2 separate regions of the Mus musculus genome follow, and region 1 is linked to region 2. A link is a loop called in an ENCODE intact Hi-C map of the cell type or tissue named here. Cell type or tissue: heart. All regions are shown on one strand. Links, peaks and the distances in the headings refer to the core of each region. The heading gives the core; the rest is flanking DNA.

What was found. A loop is a pair of places that touch in the nucleus more often than their neighbours do. Peaks named below come from ENCODE experiments on the same cell type or tissue, not always from the same donor. Only the 100,000 strongest peaks of a DNase experiment are listed, where the experiment ranks them.
Region 1: it touches region 2 in a loop (5-fold over the local background); 1 of 42 quality-filtered maps calls a loop at or near these places.

The regions. Positions count from the first base shown.
Region 1 is chr12:91,846,964-91,852,897 of GRCm38, reverse strand. It overlaps Sel1l (sel-1 suppressor of lin-12-like (C. elegans)), which reads left to right and starts at 3,741. Exons shown (of 21, transcript NM_001039089.1): 1 at 3,741-3,939. The coding sequence starts at 3,867. In heart, for the core only: no CTCF peak of the experiment used is centred there; a DNase peak (open chromatin) is centred at 3,617; H3K4me3 peaks cover 1,758 bases; H3K27ac peaks cover 637 bases.
Region 2 is chr12:91,380,393-91,388,726 of GRCm38, reverse strand. Cep128 (centrosomal protein 128) reads left to right here and starts at 4,318. Exons shown (of 26, transcript NM_181815.3): 1 at 4,318-4,493; 2 at 6,939-7,079. In heart, for the core only: CTCF peaks have their summits at 4,107 and 4,307; a DNase peak (open chromatin) is centred at 4,256; H3K4me3 peaks cover 1,719 bases; H3K27ac peaks cover 1,375 bases.

The DNA.
Region 1 (5,934 bases), core at 1,935-5,934, 460 kb before region 2:
AATATTTTGTGTTAAAAGAGAAGCTGATGAAAACTTCAAACAGATATATGAAAGGGATGTTTAAGGAAACATAGCCACTGTCTGTGTCTTAGGTTAGAGTGGAGGGAGGCTGGCATGGGTAAATATGGCTACTAGGATTCAGGTGCATCCAGGGAAGAGAACATGAGGGCCAATAAGGGAGTTTCTAGGGAGAAAGGAAAACAAAACAAAACAAAACAAAACAAATCATACAATACTATGAGTAATTCAATAATATGAAGTAACACAACACAATATCAAAATAGTTAAATGTCATAAAAAAGCACGCTGCTGGCAAATTAATTATTAGTGAAAGTATATTTTAATAGTAATTACATGGTTCAAAAGGACTAGACTTGATAATAGGTAAGATAAAAGGTAGGAAAATAAACCGTTATTTTATTCTCTAGTTTCAAAACAGTGGGTGTTAGGGTTCCTACTGCTGCAATAAGACACCATAACCAAAGGAAAATTGGGGAGGAAAGGGTTTATTTGGCTTACACTTCCATATCACTGTTCATCATTGAAGGAGAGAAGTCTGGACAGGAACTCAAACAGGGCAGGAACCTGGAGGCAGGAGCTGATTCAGAGGCCATGGGGTATGCTGCTTACTGGCTCCCTCCTCACGGCTTGCTCAGCCTGCTTTCTTATAGAACCCACAAATACCAGTCCAAGGATAGCACTACCCACTGTAGGCTGGGCTCTTCCCAATCAATTACTAATTAAGAAATTCCTTACAGACCTGCCTACAGCCTGATTTTATGGAGGCATTTTCTCTCCCCACTTCTTTAGAAATTTCACATCATGCACTCCAATCCCACTCCCCTCCCACTCCCCTCATACCTGCCCTCCACCCTTGTGACCTCTCCTCCCAACAGAGGAAAAAAAATCATTGTGGTAGCTGTAGTGTGTCACAGTGTGCCCCACAGCATACCCTTTTGTCCACACTGCTTTGCTTGCAAATGTTCATCGCAATGAGTCGGTGGTCTGGTTTGAAGCCTCTGGCTTCTGCTACACCATCAATACTGGAACTTCACTGGGACTCCTTTCAGGCATCCTGTTGTTGCCCTGTGTCATGGAGATCCCGTAGTTTTGGATCTGTAGGACTGGCTTCTTTATGCACTCCAGCAGTTCACTGATAGGGTAGATGTTGCAGTGGGCAATTTCAAAGCCCTGGATCTGGGTCTGAGTGGTAGCTAGCTGGTCAGCCTGCCAGCTCTCCTGCACCCACACCACCCAGATGAGCTCTCCTATCTTGCCCTGGCTGGTCCATCCAATGCTGTAGCCAGCAAAGGGCAAAGCCAGGTCTCCTGCTCTCATGTCCTCAGGTCTGGGTCATCCACACCCATGCTGTCAGGACCAGCTCTACTATGCTGCCCAGATAAAGGGCAGGACCCACTTTTCCAAGTGTTGCAGCTGATGAGGGACAGGGCCAGTTCTCCCACTCTCGTGACTCCAGAGCCAGCTCTTCCAACTGCCATAGTTATCAATGGATGAGGGGGGAGGAAGCCATTTCTCCCTCATCCACACCACCACACAGGAGACAACAGTAAGAGCCAGCTCTCCCATGCTCTCACCCTCAGTCTGGCTCACCCAAAATCTTTATTGGAGACACATAGAGATATATAGTTATATATCTATATCTATATCTATCTATATACACATATACAGATATAGATATATCCAGATTGTTAGTAAAGAAACAGCCAACATGACCACTCCATGATAAGGTTAAGGTTTTAGTTGTTTATATAAGCAGGAAAACAGCCAGATGCATCTAGAAGAGTCCAGAACAGAAAGGGAAGCAGGCTGTGTATGGCCTGGCCTAGGAAAGCAGGACAGAGGAAGAGAATCTTGGAGACAGCAAGAGATGGCAGACGGGGAGAATAATAAGGGTTGGGGTGCCTGCAGGAAGAGTAGAGAATAGTGAGCTATAAGGAGGGTGAGTAGCTTCTGGGAGGGAAGGGCCAAGAGACCAATGAGAGAGCTTTGGAATGTACAACAAGTACTTGTGAGCAGAGACTGAGAGCGCCTAGAGGCTGGCATAGGCTTTCCTATACAGCCACAGGTCCAGGTCAATGGAGAGCCGTATGTCACTTCTGCCAGAGGTATGAGAAATGATTCCTTTTGGCAGATGGAAAGCAATTTCACAAGTTTCTGAAGAATGCTGGCTTTTATCAACCCACCAGAAGTCCTCCTGTGGTCCAGCTGGAGCTCATTTCTGAATATTCAGACACCCTGAGATCTAATATTGAGGACCTTAGCTCCATCCTTCAGAACCCAGGTTTTTTAAAAGCAAGCACAGCAGCATGGGCCTGGAATCCCATTACTGTGGCAGAGCAGACATGAGAATCCTTGGGACATCCTAGTTAAACCAGGGTTTGGCTAGATGAATCAACAAGGCCCATGTTGAGACCTTGTCTCAAAAAATAAGGTGGAGAAGGTAGAGATCAATTGAGAACGAACCCTGACATTAACCTCCATCCTATACACCTTTATGCGCATGGTGCACGCACACACACACACTGAGGGGGTGTTGGGGGGCATGGGGGAAACTGTTCCCCATGCCCTCTGATGCAAACGTACAGCAGCTAATTTTTTAACATCTTCCTAAAAATAATGACTGCCAAAAAAGATAGAAAACAAGTGTTCAGAGAAGTCAAGACACTGAGACAGGAAAGACTTTCCCCCCTAACCCCCTGCTGAGTTCTGTATGCAGTGCTGGAAAATAAATCTTAGAAGGATTCAATTTGATTAAGAAGACTGAAAAGCATCAAGATGCTGCCCTGCCACTCAAAGGGATTGTGCGTGCATCGGTACTTACTACATAACTATTGCAATCCCTGAAGTGCCTTGGCTCTCACCTCTGTGGCCACACAAACCATCTAATCCCTTTTCTGGTCAAGGAAAAAGAGAGCATTGCAATATTTCACTAGAGAAGAATGAGGACCAGTGTTTGAAGGGTTTGGGAGAGCTGTTAGAACATTTATTGAGTGGCTAATATATATGGAAGCCTTAGTGAAAACAATCACAGGAGCTGAACTAATCTCCACTGGTAGGAATTTCTTCCCTTTTGTTTTATTAGGGAAATGACAAGCGGCATTGTCTTGTACTGCTGGCTCTGTAAACTTCACGTATTGCTTCACCTAAGCTTTTTTTTTTTAAGACTTAAGTATTTTTTTTAACTAAATATTTAAAATTTTCAGTTCAGGTATAGCTTATTTCTCAGCGTTCATATCATGTCCAGTTCAAGTTCTCAAAATAATTAAAAAGAAATACTTAGCAACCTTGCAAGTTCTTAACCGTTTGATATCTGTTCCTTGATAATTATTCTGGTTCAAACGCAAGAGTCCAGTGAATCATTTTCTTGAAACTCCTTATGCCCTCAGCCACCTGCGGCTTCTAACCTGACTTTATGCTAAACTGCATCTCCCAAGAGCATCGGCCGAGAAAAATCTAGTGCGGTGCATGGTGGGAGTTGTAGTCCTGGATGAGGGTTCCCCCGCCTTCGAGCCGCTGATTCAGGCGCTACCAATTAGCTGGGGCCATGTCGGTGAGGCCGTGGTCCAACCGGGAAAGCTGGTATGACAACTGTACACAATGATTGGCTAAAAGATGACATAGGGGGCGTGACTATGTGTGGGGTGGGGCGATCACGGCCATTGGCCAAGGAGGACGGAGCGGCGGGCGCGGATTGGCTGCGCTCTGGGCCAGGGAGGCCTGGGAAGGGGCGAAGAAGGAACCTGAGCAGGAAGAGCGGCTGCGAGGCGGCGGCACAGAGGCAGCGGCTGAGTTGGTCGCGGCGACGGCGACGGCGACGGCGAGGGCTCTCGACCTTCGAGAGCAGGATGCAGGTCCGCGTCAGGCTGTCGTTGCTGCTGCTCTGCGCGGTGCTCCTGGGCTCGGCAGCCGCGACCTCGGGTCAGTATCGAGCCTCGGGCAGCAGGCCCCGAGCCACCGCCCCCCGACCGCGGTGGAGACAGGGCCACGGGGCTCAGCGGTCTCGGGCACTGCTCGCCCTGACTGTCACTCGCTCTTGCCTTGGGCATCGGTTAGCCTGGGCCGAAGAGGGTGCTTAGGAAACTGGACATAAGGAAGGGCTGGTCACCCTGCCCACACCTCTCCCACGCAGCAAACTTTAGGTGACTTCTGACGAATTAGGAATTGCCCAATTAGGAGGGGATTCCTGACGGCTGGCTTAGACCCTCAGAGATTCCTCTACCTTCACGTAGGTGATGTGTGCACAGGCTCTGGGACACGCTGGGGTTTGCAGTTGACATACCTGGAGCTGTCACTTTTGTGCAGAGCAGGGTTCATCCGGACTAGGATGTTGACAGTGGAGGAATTGCTCAACACCTGATCTGTTAGTCTGGTTTTTAAAAGAAAAAACTCTGATATAATTGTAGTCACTTGTCCCCCGCGTCCTGGGAAAAATGTGACCTCTGCCACGGTGTCCATGGTCTTTGAGTTTGTAGATAGTCATTTTATTTATGGGTTTTGAGACAGACTTAGTTCTTTCAAAATTAATAGAAAATAATGTTGCCCTTTTCTGTAGGTACAAAAAGCCGTGTGCTTTTAAATTGATTTTTCGACTAGCTGACTTACATTACCTCTTTGCAAAGGATTTTCTTTTTTAATGTTTTGATCTGCCTATATCAGAAAACTTACTGTCTTAGAAATGTTTCTCTTAAACGTACTTAGGATGTTTTAGAGTGAATAAACATTGACTCCTGGAAGACTTTGAGATTTTTAATCAGTTTCGCTTAACAAGACAGCTGTTGGGTGGCTTTATACTTTTTTCTGGAACACTGCAAAATGTAAATGTCATCTTTAAAAAAAAACAAAAAAAAACCCGAATTTCCCCAGATGGTTATTTGAATCCCCAGATCCTCCGTTCTAGTTGTAAATGAAAGCCATAATGTCATCCTACTTCTAAAATCGAGTTAGACCAAAATGCTGTCTCCGGTGTGTTTGGAGACACCCTTTCAAATGTGGCAAGCATATGGTAACCACTTTACTGCCAGCATTATGCTTGAGGTTGATCCTGCTTCATTTGAAATGACAGTTTGTGTTGAAGAGCAGTTCTTTAAAGACTACAATACTTGACTCTGGCAGAAATTCTAGCGGGTATTGTTCAAAAGAAGTATGCCGTGGAAGCTGCCCTTGCCTTGGGTAAAGTACCTGATGGGCTGAGTTCCTCTTGGGGTTTTGCTAAGTTTTAGATCTAGAATATACCACATACCCATACATGAACGAGCTCTGTGACTCTTCACACTGAAGCGCGAAGATTCCAGTAATCAAATAGCATAACTTACATCCCTCTGAAATTCCCATCTGCAGAGTTTAAAGGCTGTTCGAACACAACAGTTTTTCCTGCCTCGTCCGTCAGCTCTGTTGCATGTACTTTGAGCTCTGGACAGTAGAGACGCTCTCCGGTTGGTTCTAAGTCTCTTAGCTATTCTACAATACTTAGCACTCAAGTGTTAAATATTAGGGTTGTATGAGTATAAGTGGAGTGCAGAGTTTTAAGAAATGTCTACTCAGAGTTCTGTCACAGCGACAGCCATGCCAAAGCATTTCTCTGGTAGAGGCATAAACTTAGCCCAAGCTACAGTTACAAAACTGCAGGATGTGAGAGAGCGAAGGCCAGTGCCCCTGCTCATGCAAAGCTCCACATTATCAGATTCAGGCCTCCTCTGGGTTAAACTCTTCTATACCTGCGTGGACTTTTTATTTCCATTTCTTATTTCCTAAACAGTATAATAACTGGTTAACACTTAGCTTCTAAGAAGGGATGGACGGTGTCTGCAAATAGTGTCCTACTTTATATAAGGGACTTTGCAGTGCTTGGGTTTGGGCACCCTAGGGTTAGGACATGATGGGGTGTCCCGGGACCTGGCATTTCTATGTATCAAA
Region 2 (8,334 bases), core at 2,334-6,333:
ATTCACAGACCACATGAAACTCAAGAAGGAAGACTGAAGTGTGGATGCTTCAGTCCTTGTTAGAAGGGAGAACAAAATACTCTTGGGATGAAATATGGAGACAAAGTGTGGAGCAGAGACTGAAGGAAAGGCTATCTAGAGACTGCCCCACCTGGGATCCATCCCATCTACAAACACCAAACCCAGGCACTATTGTGGATGCCAAGAAGTGCTTGCTGACAGGATCCTAATATGGCTGTCTCCTGAGAGGCTCTGCCAGAGCCTGAACAATACAGAAGCAGATGCTTACAGCCAACCATTGGACTGAGCACAGGGTCCCCAATGGAGGAATTAAGGAAAGGACTGAAAGAGCTGAAGGGGTTTGCAACCCCATAGGAAGAACAACAATATCGACCAACCAGACCCCTCAAAGCTCCCAGGGACTAAACCACCAACCAAAGAGTACACATGGAGGGACCCATGCCTCCAGCCCCATATGTAGCAAAGGATGGCCTTGTTGGGCATCAATGGTAGGAGAGGCCCTCGGTCCTCTGAAGGCTCGATGCCCCAGTGCAGGGGAATTCGAGGGCAAGGAGACAGGGGTGGGTGGAACACCCTTATAGAAGCAGGGGGAGGGGGAATGAGTGGGATAGGTGGTCTGGGGTGGGGGAGACCAGGAAAGGGGAGAACATTTGAAATGTAAATAAAATACACACACACACACACACACACACACACACACACACACACAAAGAACAAAATAAAGTCCTGTTGCTCACGGGACTGTTATAGGGTGAATTTAGTTCTCATCAATTAGCATATATTTAGGGCTCCATCTGATGAAGAAACAATATGTGATGCTTTTTATCTTACATGTTACTTTATTTTTTCCTTGAAGCAATATTGCTTATGAGATAGTACTCTTTCCTGTTGTTGATAGAAGAAAATAATCTCAGAGGAAGCACTATGATTGAAGTCATATAGCCATTGGTTATTACAACGAAGGTTTGAGTCTGCACATTTAACCTTCAGCGTCCTCTAGTGAGGTGGTTCTCAACATTCTTAAGGCTGCAACCCTTTAATTCCTTCATGTTGTGGTGACCCCCAACTATAACATTATTTCATTGCTACTTTATAACTGTAATTTTGCTACTGTTATGAATCGTAATGTAAATATCTGATATGCAGGATATCTAACATGTAACCCTCGTAGGGGTTTCAATCCAGAGGCTGAGAACCACTGCTCTGCCTCCTGGAACACTAGTCTGTACAAGCAACGTTGGTAGGACTAACCAGGGGATGGGGCCAGGAACATGGAAGCTGTCAGGAAGCAGGTCTCTATTCTCTAGGGTGTATTTCCTATTACCTTTTGTTTCTATTGCCATCTATCCTCAGAATGACGTTTTCAGCTGCTTGTTGAATGTAGATGAAGATGCCCCTTTCCTGGTGACTACTCCAGCTTTTACCTGAACATCAAAATAATCAGAAAATAAAATAGGAATTTGGATTTCATTTTAAATTCTCAGTGCCTAAGGACCCCCATAGGCCTGGCCTGTTTTGAGTGTCTACTCCTTGCCAGCATGTCAGAGGAAGGGGGCTTCTGTAATATACACAAGACTTCTGGGGACCCATGATGTGGATGTGATTGTTTCTACATTTAGCCTGTATCCTATGATGTGATGTAGGCAAGGCATCTGGAGATATCTCCCTTGTCTACTTTTCTGTTGGTACTCTGCACTGGGGTACACTAACGAACCTAAGGCTTCCTGGGCCAGAGTGCTGTTACCTTCTGAACTGTTTCTTGCCCTCACAAAATTCACTTTTTTTTTTTTGAAACTGCTTGTGTGACTGAATTTGGAGACACATTTGTTAAAGACATAAAAGTAGAATTTGGAGACAGGTTCATTAAAGAGATAACATTAAGCAAGTCCATCAGATTTCGTCCCTAATCCAATAGAACTGTGTTTTTTTTTTTTTTTTTTTTTTTTTTTTTTTTTTTTTAAACAGGTAACGAGATAAACCAGCTCTGTGCTCACAAAAGGACAATGGCATTTAAAGCCACACAGAAGATAATGAGAGCACTCCAGTTGGCTGGCACTTCGATCTGTGACTTTCAGCCTTCTGGTATATGAAGTATTTCTCTCTCTCTCTCTCTTTCTCAGTCTCTCACGTTAATTCCCATCGTTCAAGCCACCTTTTCTTTGGTGTTTTGTTATGGCAGGCTTAGCAAACTGACTCACCATGCCCACTCCTGCTGCATGATGGACAAAGGAGGAATACCTCAAGGAACTCTCCTAGCTTTGCCCAAGTCTAGATTCATGTGACTCAGCTCCAATGGACTGGTGGTGTGGATGACACGGACCAGCCGTGTCAATGAAAAGGAATTCAGAGTCTTTGGGAGCCACAACACAATTTTCCGATTAAAAATATATCTTGTTAAGAAGCAAAGGAGACCCATTCTATGATCTGACTTTACTACTTTTAATCCCCATACCATGCCACATCTGTTAATAAAGGCAGTTGATGTTAGGTATTAATTTAATCATGCATATACAAATTTCTAATCACAATTAACTCAAATCTTGTTTCTGTGGTCCCACCTGTGTCTTCAGAGGTTTTTTTTTTTTTTCTTTGTTTGTCCAATATCACTTTAAAACGGAGTCAATAGAACTGAACACACACAGCTGGACAACAATATTATTAACAATTAATTTTTACTAATGTAATGCACTCACGTATAACCAAAGTTATTCTAGCATTTGGGTAATACATTTTTGGCAGTTGATCAGATATACTTTCCTAAGGAAGGGTTTCTCTTGTGTTTCTACATAGATCCTGTGGCAGTGGTCTCCCCTCCACCACTGTCATGAATTGCTTCCATTCATCTCCTTCCATTGGCTCTAAGCAACTGAAGCAAAACAATGGTACTTTTAAATCTCTTCATTACCCCTGTGTCTTCTCTCTAGAAGACAGAATCCTAAGATGATTCAATATTCATATTTGCTAAACTGAATAAAATTATCTTGTGAAACTTAGCTATTAACGAACAGAGCCATTATGCCTCTGCAGGCATTGCTGGTATGGTTGTTCTGAATTAAGTTGCTCTCTGTGTCAGCTGTAGTGTCTTGGAGAGGCACAATTGTGGATGCAATTACTTAGGTAAATCTTTAGAAAAATTTATGCTTAAACTTGATAGGAAAAGCCTTTAAGTGAGCAGGGTGGGGACTTTGGGGGGAAGGAGATATTTTAAAAGGTCAGATCCATTTGTTTCAATCCCTAAGTGGGAAGATTAAGTGGGTAATTCATGATTCTAACATAAAATGTCCACAATAGAAAACCTAGATTATACAATGATCAGCAGTTCTCAACCTGTGCGTCACCATCAGAAAACATATATTTCCAATGGTGTTAGGAATCCCCAACCATCAATTTATTTTCATTGCCACTTCAAAACTGTAATTTTGCTATGGAGTGGTTTCTCAATTCCTATGACCATCAGAAATATGTGTTTTCTGAAGGTCGCTACTCACAGGTTAAGAAGCATTGATAACTGTTTTTTAGGCTTCAGGAAAACCTTCATAGATCAGATAAAATTTAATTCTAGCTTTGGGGAGGATCGAGTCTCTCTCTCTCTCTCTCTCTCTCTCTCTCTCTCTCTTTGACAGAGTAGAAGGAAAAGAAAGGTGCCTAATTATTTTTCACTTCTTAGTTTTTCTCAAAGCTCTCCTTCCTTAAGGTTTTAATTCTCTCATTATAGCTGAAACTGACTCCCCCCCCCACCCCCCCGAGCAGAAAACACTTCTTTCATTTTCTTGTGAGGACATAACAAGCTAGTAAGGAACATACTACCTCATATTGCATTTGTAGTTTGCCAGGGAGGAGAGGTGAGATCTTAGTCACTCCAGGCAGAGAGTGTTTCACTTGATAAACTTGTTTACTCCCCTCCAAGCCTTAAGCCATTAGAATAGGACGTTAAAGCGATTTTAAAATCTCACTGTTGGCTTTTATCCTTTGATGTGTCCTAATAAGTAAAATTACACTCAGTGTCGCGAGACATTTGAATTCACTTTCGAGCAGGAGTTTGCGGCTTCACAGGCTACTGGCCCTTAAAAAAAACAAAATTAGTGCGGGAAAAGAAGGCAGGGCTCCAGGTCTGTAAAGACCGCTTAGCCAGTTTCTTCCGGGAAAGGCAAGTAGAGGCCCTGCTCAGAGCATGCTGGGACTTGCAGTTTATCTCCTGTCATTTCCTGTTATTTCTTGCTACATCTCCCTGCTCTGGAGTGTGGGATGGACTACAGCTCCCAGAGGGCCAGGCGGCGGCGGCGCGTCTTGTGCTCTAGCGGTGCCTGGGCGGCTAGTTCAAGTTGCCATAGCTGCAAGTCCCGGGTGAGCGGAGTCGGTTGCGAGGCAGCGTTGGGTCAGTTGCACCTTCGGGGTCGCTGGTAGCCGCGGGAGCCGGGTGGGGCCTCGGTGATGATCCGGCGTTAAGAACTTGGAGTCACCTTGGGTCTAAGGTACCTGCCCTTCTCTGTTCTCTTGTCCTTTCTCTCATTTCCCCCTGCAGAGACATTTGCGTCCCACTTCCCCTTGTCCTAGGGTGGAGACACAAGATCTGCACGGGTACGCGGGGTGGACCGGGAGTGTGGGTGCAGTGTTTGGTGACGTGGGGGTCATGGCGTGTTTGCATCCCTCAGCAGCTCGTCCACGGTCAGGTCCTGGCCACCTCACTCAACGCGCCTTGTCCTGGCTTTGGAGCAGCTTGCCCAGGGCTCCCTCCTAGGCGCTTCAAGCTGTCTGACATTGGTTTTGACTGCCCCAGGGGTATAATTGGTGCATATCTCTGTCCTTTCGTCACTCGATTTTCCTCTGCTAAGTAAGGAGATGCCCGGGGTCATAGTGGTTAGTCGCCCCCTTTTGGAATTAATTAATAAAAATACCAAACTTTGAATCCCAGCTGCCAGTCAGGGTTGGTTTAAGGGAGTGGGTCTGTTAGGCAAAGCTCGATGTTGTAGCGTCCTTGTTAGGATTATGCAAAGCATTTGGCACAGTGCCTAGCACCTAGCAAATTCTCGTTACTTCTTCCTAAAACTTCCTGCGTCTAACAGAAATAGCATACGAACCGTTCAAGTGGTTTTTAGTTTTATAGTACCTGTATTACAATAAAAGTAAAAGGAAACTTCTGAGACTAATCTTAATTTATTTGGCCCAGGGCATAAAATGTACTGAAGTATATTTTACTTCACGTAAATATACAAGTAGCAAATATGAAACTTTTGTGTTGTTTGTTTGTTTGCTTATTTATTTATTTATTTATTTATAGATAGGGTTCCACTGTGTGGCACTGGTTGACCTGGAACTCACAGTGTAGCCCAGACAGGTCTAGACATTGCAGAGATCTACCTGCCTCATCCTCCACGTGCAGAGAGCAGAGGCTTCTGGTACTACCAGGGCCTTATGTTTTTTGATAATGGTATAGGATGTTCAGAATCTGGCATATACTGATATTTCATATTCATAGTGTGTATCAATTTGAGCTGGCCAGGTTTCTATTGTCATAGCCATATAACTGCTGCACTGGACAGGCAAGAGAGAAGATGAACTTTGACAGCTGTAGCTTGGTATAGGGCAGTGGTTCTCAACCTGCCAGTCGCGTCAGCATGGGGAATCACATGACCCTTTCACAGGGGTCACCTTAGACCATTGCAAAGCACAGGTATTGAAATTATAATTCATGACTGGAGCAAAACCACAGGTATGAAGTAGCAACACAGATAATTTTATGGTTGGAGGACCAACCCATGACATGAGGAACTGTATTGAAGGGTCGTGGCATTAGGAAGGCTGAGAACCACTAACGTAGAGAAATTTCATCGTGCCTAGGGCTCGTCATGTGATGAAGGCTGCTTTGTTAGATAAGTGTGTAGTAAGCCTTTGCTTAACTGGCCTCTTGAACATCTCCTAGTCTCACATCTCTTTTCTTTTCCCAGAATACCCTTCTTGGAATGCTTATTGAAGTATACAGATATCGGCTTTGTTAGATGATTTTTCTAAGGGTCCTTACAGTTTTAGAAGTAGCCATAAAGTGTTGAGAATCCTTTCTACCCTTTGCACTTTCCTACAACCAAATACACAATGCATTTGTTTATTTATTTGTTTGATCACTGTGAGAACTGATCCACCATACATATATAATATTGCCTTTAAAGAGGTGGAGGCTAGCCTAGACTTACAAATGAGCCTGCATGTTAATCTTACTACTAAAGTTAGTCTCCCACCTGATAGATATACTCAGAGTGAGTACTTTCTCTAGACTTGGGGTACAACTCACCCTCTAGCGTGACCTAGCAAGTCTAGTGATGGTGAGTTATGGATAGAAGATACCGGGTGCTAGGGATTTGCAGGCTGGGCATCTGGTACCACATGGGCTTCTGGACGGCATAGGAGTGTATTTTCACTCCTCCCGGTATTCTCTGATCTGTGCATAGGAAAGTGTCTTAGCCAGGGTTTCTATTTCTGGACAAAACATCTCGACCAAGAAGCAAGTTGGGGAGGAAAGGGTTTGATCAGCTTACATTTCCAGATTGCTGTTCATCACCAAGGAAGTCAGGACTGGAACTCAAGCAGGTCAGAAAGCAGGAGCTGATGCAGAGAGGCCATGGAGGGATGTTCCTTACTGGCTTGCTTCCCCTGGCTTCCTCAGCCTGCTCTCTTATAGAACCCAAGACTACCAGCCCAGAGATGGCACCGCCCACAAGGGGACCTCCCCACTTGATCACTAATTGAGAAAATGCCGTGCAGCTGGATCTCATGGAGGCGTTTCCCCAACTGAAGCTCCTTTCTCTGTGATAACTCCAGCTGTGTCAAGTTGACACAAAACTAGCCAGTACAGAAAGATAAAATCATTTTCATTAAAAATTCAAGTTATAGTTCTGTCTGCTCCCTGTCTCGTTGGTTTGTAGGTGTTTTGGAGGGAGTGTAGAGGCAACCCAAAAGATCATCTACTCGACTAGACCTCTTGCCCTGAACCTCATGAAGAAATGATAGGAGGCAGGTACCCTGAGCTCAAAGGACGGCAGCGCAGAGTTCTGGGAGTGCACTTTGTAAGTATGCTTTTTTCCCAAGTGTAGCATCTGAGGAAATGGTCTACATTTACTGTATATTCAAAGTGGGAAGGGCCATGCCAAAAGTAGGAATTGGGGTGGGGCAAGAAGCCCCCTTTTGATATTCATATAAAATTAAAACAGGGTAGCTGTGCATGGTACAGCAAAAAGAAATCAGATGAACAAATGAGTGGACACACACCTTCACCTTTACCAAAACCAGCAGTGTAGCTGCTTTTATTAAACAGGTGTTTGGAAACCTGCTCTCTCCCAAAGAGGGCTGGGGTCCCTTTCCCAGGCAATACGTTCAACTCCTTTTCACACTTATAAGCATTTGTCAGAAATGTGTTCAAGGTGCAAATAGGCTCCTTGCTTGGAAATTCCTGAGCCAAAAGAGTGAGTTTTGTTTCCAGATTTTCCAACCACAGATTCCCAGTCCTGCCTCTTGGCTATTTATAATTGTTCTCTAGTGGATTTGACTGACACTCAACATTTCCGGATTGATCTTTTTAAATGTTTAAATGATCTGACTTTTTCTTTTCTTTTTTAAACACAATAAATGGTCTATTGAGGTAAATAGTTGTAATTTGTGATTTCCATAATTTGATAATGTTCAACACAAACTGTCACTGGTTATCAAAGATTTAGTGTTAAAGCTTAATTTTTGTAATAGATTCAAGATTCTGGACTTTGGAAAGAATGCCTTCTGTTGTATTTTGCTGGTGAGAGGCGCTGATGCAGGCGTTCTGGGGCCCTGCACTCAGTTCCTACCAAGACTTCTCATATGGAAAATTCTTAGAATTCAGGAATTTTTGAGTTAGCAAGATGTAAGTCTAGTTGGTTAATGCACTCTAGGAATTCTTACCTACACAAATTGACACATTTGGAACTCGTATAAAGATGCTTCAGGATAGATTCACTATTAGACCTTTCATCATGTTAGGGGGCTCATTAGACTGTCTTGAATATAGTCATGCTCTTTAAAGTCTGTTTTCCTATGTAACTCTGTATTGTTAAATGGTCATACAAATACTGGAGGCAAGGTTTGGAATACAGCCCAGGCTGATCTGGAACTCAGAACCCCTGCTTCAGCCTCCCCAGTGCTAGGATTCAAGGTGTGCTCCACTTACCTGGGCCACTGCCTTATCTGTTTGAACTCTTACCTTTGTGGCTTAGTGATTAGATATAGTTAATGTATCCCTCAACCAGGGGATTTGTTTCTTATAATTCTTAAATGAAATTCGTATACATGTAT